Linked DNA regions of Homo sapiens: region 1 is linked to region 2. The links are chromatin loops, found by intact Hi-C in ENCODE. Cell type or tissue: tibial artery. All regions are shown on one strand. Links, peaks and the distances in the headings refer to the core of each region. The heading gives the core; the rest is flanking DNA.

The links. Hi-C counts contacts between places; a loop is a spot of excess contacts. Peaks named below come from ENCODE experiments on the same cell type or tissue, not always from the same donor. Only the 100,000 strongest peaks of a DNase experiment are listed, where the experiment ranks them.
Region 1: it touches region 2 in a loop (1.8-fold over the local background); 2 of 110 quality-filtered maps call a loop at or near these places.

The regions. Positions count from the first base shown.
Region 1 is chr10:27,833,534-27,836,450 of GRCh38, reverse strand. All of the region lies in intron 19 of ODAD2 (outer dynein arm docking complex subunit 2), which reads left to right. Among named protein-coding and RNA genes, the nearest start is that of MKX, 89 kb to the right of the region's middle. In tibial artery, for the core only: no CTCF peak of the experiment used is centred there; no DNase peak of the experiment used is centred there.
Region 2 is chr10:27,782,261-27,785,177 of GRCh38, reverse strand. It overlaps the pseudogene RN7SKP132. Among named protein-coding and RNA genes, the nearest start is that of MKX, 38 kb to the right of the region's middle. In tibial artery, for the core only: a CTCF peak has its summit at 1,345 (motif pointing left); no DNase peak of the experiment used is centred there; H3K27ac peaks cover 1,592 bases.

The DNA.
Region 1 (2,917 bases), core at 142-2,641, 51 kb before region 2:
TCATTGATCAAGTTTAGAAAACTGATAAATCTTTTTTATTTAATGACGTAAAAAAGACAGGATGCAGGGAAATGAGTGTGTGTTTGGTGTTAGCAGATCTGGGTTTGGATTCTGGCCCTGAGTTCTGCTGCCAAGTCACCCAGCACCACTGGTCTCTGTGTCCTTATCAGTTCTATGAGGATGATAATATTTTCCTCAAAGAGTTATAGGAAAGATGAAATACCTTTCTATATACACACACATATACATGCATATGTATTCAACTGTGTATATGTACTGAATATATATACAGTTGACCCTTGAACAGCATGAGTTTGAAGTGCATGGATCCAATTTTATGCAGATTTCCTTCTGACTCTGCCACCCCTGAGACAGCAAGACCAACCCCTCTTCCTCTTCCTCCTCTTCAGGCTACTCAACGGGAAGATGACGAGGATGAAGACCTTTATGATGATCCACTTCCACTTAATGTATAGTAAATGTATTTTCTCTTCCTTATGATTTTCTTTTCCTTTTTTTTTTTTTGATGGGATTTTCACTCTTGTCACCCAGGCTGGAGTGCAGTGGTGCAATCTCGGCTCACTGCCACCCCTGCCTCCCGGGTTCAAGTGATTCTCCTGCCTCAGCCTCCCGAGGTAGCTGGGGTTACCAGTGCCTGCCACCATGCCCAGCTAATTTTTGTATTTTTAGTACAGACAGTGTTTCGCCATGTTGGACAGGCTGTTTCTTCCTTATGACTTTCTGCATAACATTTTATTCTCTGTTAAACTTCTCTTATTTTAAGAATACAGTATATAATATACATGATATACAAACTAGGTGTTGATCGACTGTTTATGTTATTGTTAAGGCTTCTGAGCAACAGTAGGCTATCAGTCCTTAAGATTGGGGGCAGTCAAAAGTTATATGTGGGTTTTTGACTGTATGAGGGCGTGGTGCCCTAACTCACATTTTTCAGACATCAACTGTACAGAGAGAGAGAGAACACACCTGCCTCACAGTGGGTGTATCTGAATGTTGCTGCAGCGGTTGTTGTTGTTATAGGAGTAGAATTGTCAAGTTCAGGCTACAGGTGTGAGATGGGTGACTTTCGAAGTTGCTCTTTCTCACATCTCACCTCCCTGAATTAAAGTCCCGTTCCTGTACATTGAACCAACTCAGACAGCAGGTATTCAGTCCTCAGCCTCTCTGTTTTCCACTATAGACAGAATTGGAGGTGCTGGCTTCAGCAGCCCATCTCCTCAGGGCCAAGAAGCCATGTAGATGGGTCCTGTGTCTGTGGCAGGATTTGACGCTCCTCCAAGGGCCTGCTGGTGGGACTGTGCCGGCCTTGAGAGTGGTTTTGTTCTCTGCCCTGCCCTGCCAGGACGCAGGGCCACGCGATGTCTACAAGTACGGATGTGCTGTGCCGCAACCCCTGCGCCTTCGGTTGTGTGTTCTGTCGGGCCTGGGTGACCTTGTGAAAACTCAGAGCCACATCACAAGGTCACTGACAGTGTAGAGCTGCATAATATAGGATAGCTCAGGTTTCCATCCACAACTACAGAAAAACTTTCCATTAAAATCGGAGCTTCCAGGCAATTTCTTTGGAGACTCTATGACTTAGGTGTGTTCTGCATGCAGAATTTGGGCTGTTGGTAAACAAGGACATCTGAGAATTAAAAGAGAGAATCACTAGGAAACCTCAGCTTGTATTTACCCTAATCAAGCCTTCTCTGTAATAGCCTTTTCTGCAAGCAGATACCCATAAATCTGTCACTGCTCTTTTGAAAACACTAGCATGGCTTCCCTTTGCTTTAAACAAGCCCTTTCACGATCTGCCCCCTGCCTGCCTCTCCATCGTTATCTCACTCCTTGCCCCCACCATCCTTCCTCGTAGCACAGTCCCCTGGATGTCCACCAACCTTCATCCTCCCCTCTTTGATGATAGCACATGGCAGCCAGCCAGAGAAGATGCTTCTCAGCTTCCCTTGAGTCTTGGTGTGGCCGTGTGATGATTAGGTTATCACCAATGGGAAGTGAGAAATGATGCATGCTGTTTGTGTTTCTTGCCCTATGTAAGGGATGCCTGTGGTGTCACGGGTTGTATGTCTATTCCAGAAGGCCAAGGGATAGCGCCTTTGGAGCAGCTTTGGACTCATTGAGATTGGCCAACACAATGAAAGTGGCAGAGCGATGCTACCAGCCCTAGACCACATGCACGTATAATGTTACGCCAGGGAAAACAACCTCCTAGATTATTTCAATCACTACATTTTAGAGTTTTTAGGTTAAAACAGTTTATCCTGGACTCAAATCAATGCATTCATAGGACTTGTCTTGGCAATCATCTGCTACTTTTGTGTCCTTTGGTGGGTTGTCAGTGACACACCGGGATGTCCAAGCTGGAGAGCAGAGCAGGGCCTGGATGTCACTCACCTTCTGGCCAGCACCTTGGTGCTGCACACACTGCAAATCCCTGTAAGGTGGCGCCATGTGGAACCTTCACCGCTGTCCTTTCTCGGCTTGGAATGTTCTCCCAATCCCCATGTTACACAGTGCTTTGTTCATAACCATCTTTCAGGTTTCAGATTTGCTCTTGTTCTTCAGGGAGGTGTACCTTTACCTTGCTGTCTGTAGTCGCCCAGGACTTGCACGTCTCTTCTTCCCAATTGTAACAACATAATTGTGCATCTCAGTAAACTGCAAGACCCCTATGGAAGTCAAGCCTTTCTTGTCTACTCCTGCATTTCCAGGAACTAGTTCAGTGCCTGCCACAGAGCAGAACATAGCAGATATTTGTTGAATGAAGCAATGAACTATTTTCCCCAATTTTTTGTCCCACACATAACCATAATATCCTAATATCAAAATACTCTTCAAATGTGAAGACAAAATAAAAAGTATTTGAGGAGAGATACATACTTACAATATTTTT
Region 2 (2,917 bases), core at 267-2,766:
GTGTAGCAGCAAGCAATTTTCAGTCTAAATGGCAGACTGAATAAAACTACGTGTGGATTTATTACCCTTTCTCCCCAAATCTCATTGAAATTCCAAAACAGATAAACAGTAGAAGGAATGAATACATAACAGTGCTGCAAACCAACAAAGAATAGCATCAACAAGCCAAATACTGTGAAGAATTTCTGTAGGACACAAAGCAAACACGACTGGATTTATGGGGAAACCAGAGCCCAGCCTTCCTAACTCCAATCACATATAGCAGAGGACTACCAGAGAAGCAAGTTACCATCTTCCCATCAAGAACTGTAGGCTAGAGTCAGCAGGGCCATGGATCCAACATGAGCCACACACTATTGAACGGATACCTGATTAAAATGTTGCAGAAGAACTAGGCTAGTATCATACAGAAATGGTGGCATTTTTCACCAGGATAAAGCCTAAAAAACAGTTCTCTAAATAAAGCAGAGGGATGAAAACTGTGAGTTCCTTGTGGAGCCAAAGGCTAAAAATGGTTATTGGGGGAAAAAAAGTAGTGGAAGAAAATTCCATACTTAAGAAAGACAAATTTTTCAGATAAAAAGATACCCACTAGCCAAAAAAAGCTGAGCAAAAATAACAAAAACATAGAGCAAGAGAGACAGTTAGGCATAGCCCGAAAAAGACGAAAAGCTACCCAAAATATCTTGCAAGGCTAATATAGCCTTGAAACCAAAACTGGACAAGTACAATAGAAGACTAAAGAAGAAACTAGTTCCACCCTGGAACATAGATGCAAAATCAAATCAGCAATGTATAAAATACTCATACAGAATGACATTAAAGAGTATGTCCCATTAATAATAAAGTGTTTCAATGTTAGAAAAAAAACCTAATTATGTGGTCAAACACCTTAAAATATTAAAGTAGAAAAACACATTTCTATCACTGAGAAAATTTTTGGGAAAATTCAAATGTGCATAATTAATAATAAACAAACCTAGAAAATTAGGAATGGAAGGTAGAAAAAACAATGAGTGTCTCCTCATCAGTCAGCTTCACTTCTTCCTAAAAGAACCTCACCTTTATTCACTGTCCTCTGATGGCAATTGTGGTGGTTCTGAAATATGTCCACAAATTCCTTACCACTCCTCTGTTCAAGAGATGGATTGCATGCTTGGTCAAAGAGGACGACCTTCCCTGATAGAGGAGGTCCCTTCTTTGGTCAAGGGTGTATGAGTAGCTGCACTCCCCTGCTAGAATCTCCAGACAAGCTCTCAAGAAGCAGAGCCTAACTAGTGACTCAATTCTGATGAATCAAGTGGAAGTGACAGTCATGAAGGGCAGTGCAGCCCCCTCCTGGATCTCTTGTGTAGTGCTTTCTTTAGGGGAAGTTAGTTGCTATGTCATGAGCAGCCCTTTGGAGAGGCTCACATGGCAAGGAACTGAAGACCCCAGCCAACAGTCCTCAAGGAACTGTGGCCCCCAGCCAAAAGCCAGCAAAGAACTGAGGCCCCAGCCAATAGACAGAAAGGAACTGAGGCCCCCAACCAATAGTCAGCAAAGAACTGAGGACCCCAGCCAACGGCCAGCAAAGAACTGAGGCCCCCCAACCAACAGGCAGCAAAGAACTGAGGCCTCCCAACCAACAGGCAGCAAAGAACTGAGGCCCCCGGCCAATATGCAGCAAGGAACTGAGGCCCCCAGCCAACAGCCAGCAAAGAACTGAGGCCCCCAGCCAATAGGCAGCAAGGAACTGAGGCCCCCAACAAGTAGCAAAGAACTGAAGACCCCAGCCAACAGTTATCAAGGAACTTAGGCACCCAACCAATAGGCAGCAAAGAACTGAGGCCCCCAGCCAATAGACAGCAAGGAACTGAGGCCCCCAGCCAATAGCCAGCAAAGAATTGAAGACCCCAGCCAACAGCAAAGAACTGAAGACCCCAGCCAATGGTCAGCAAAGAGCTGAATCCCCCAGCCAATAAGTAGCAAGAAACTGTGGCCCCCAACCAATAGGCAGCAAAGAACTAAGACACCCAACCAATAGGCAGCAAAGAACTGTGGCCCCCAGCCAACAGGCAGCAAAGAACTGTGGCCCTCAACCAACAGGCAGCAAAGAACTGAGCCCCTTAGCCAACAGCCAGCAAGGAACTGAGGTCCCTGGCCAACAGCCATGTTGGTGAACCATTTTGGAAACAGATCCTCCAGCCCCAGTCAAGCCTTCAGATGACAGCCACCCCATCTGACACCTTTACTGCAACCTCATCAAAGATCCGGAACAACAACTATGCAAATAATCAATTCCCAGATTCCAACTGTCACAAACTGAGTGAAGTAATAAAAGTTTGTCGTTCTAAGCTACTAAATTTGGAGATATCTGAGTAATTTGTTGTGTCACAATAGATAACTAAAACAGTCTTCTGGGAAAGGCTAGACTTCTCAGCCCTGAGGATAAATCTATTATTTATTTAAGTTGACAAGTAAAAATTGTACAGATGTATTGGGTACAGCATGTATTTTATTTTATTTTATTTTATTTCATTTTATTTTATTTTATTTTAATTTTATTTTTGGGGGACACAGTTACACTCTGTTTTCCAGACTGAAGTGCAGTGGTGCAATCTTTGCTCACTGCAACCTCTGCCTTCCAGGTTCAAGCCATTCTTGTGCCTCAGCCTCCTGAGTAGCTGGGAATACAGGCATATGCCACCACACTTGGCTAATTTTTTAAATTATTAGTAAAGATGGGGTTTCCCCATGTTGGCCAGACTGGTCTTGAACTACTGCCTCAAGTGATCCACCCAGCTTGGCCTCCCAAAGTGCTGGGATTATAGGTGTGAGCCACTGCACCCGACCAACATGTTGTTTTAAAATATGTATTCATTATGGAACAGTTAAATTGAGCTAATTAGCATATGTGTTACCTCATATACTTATC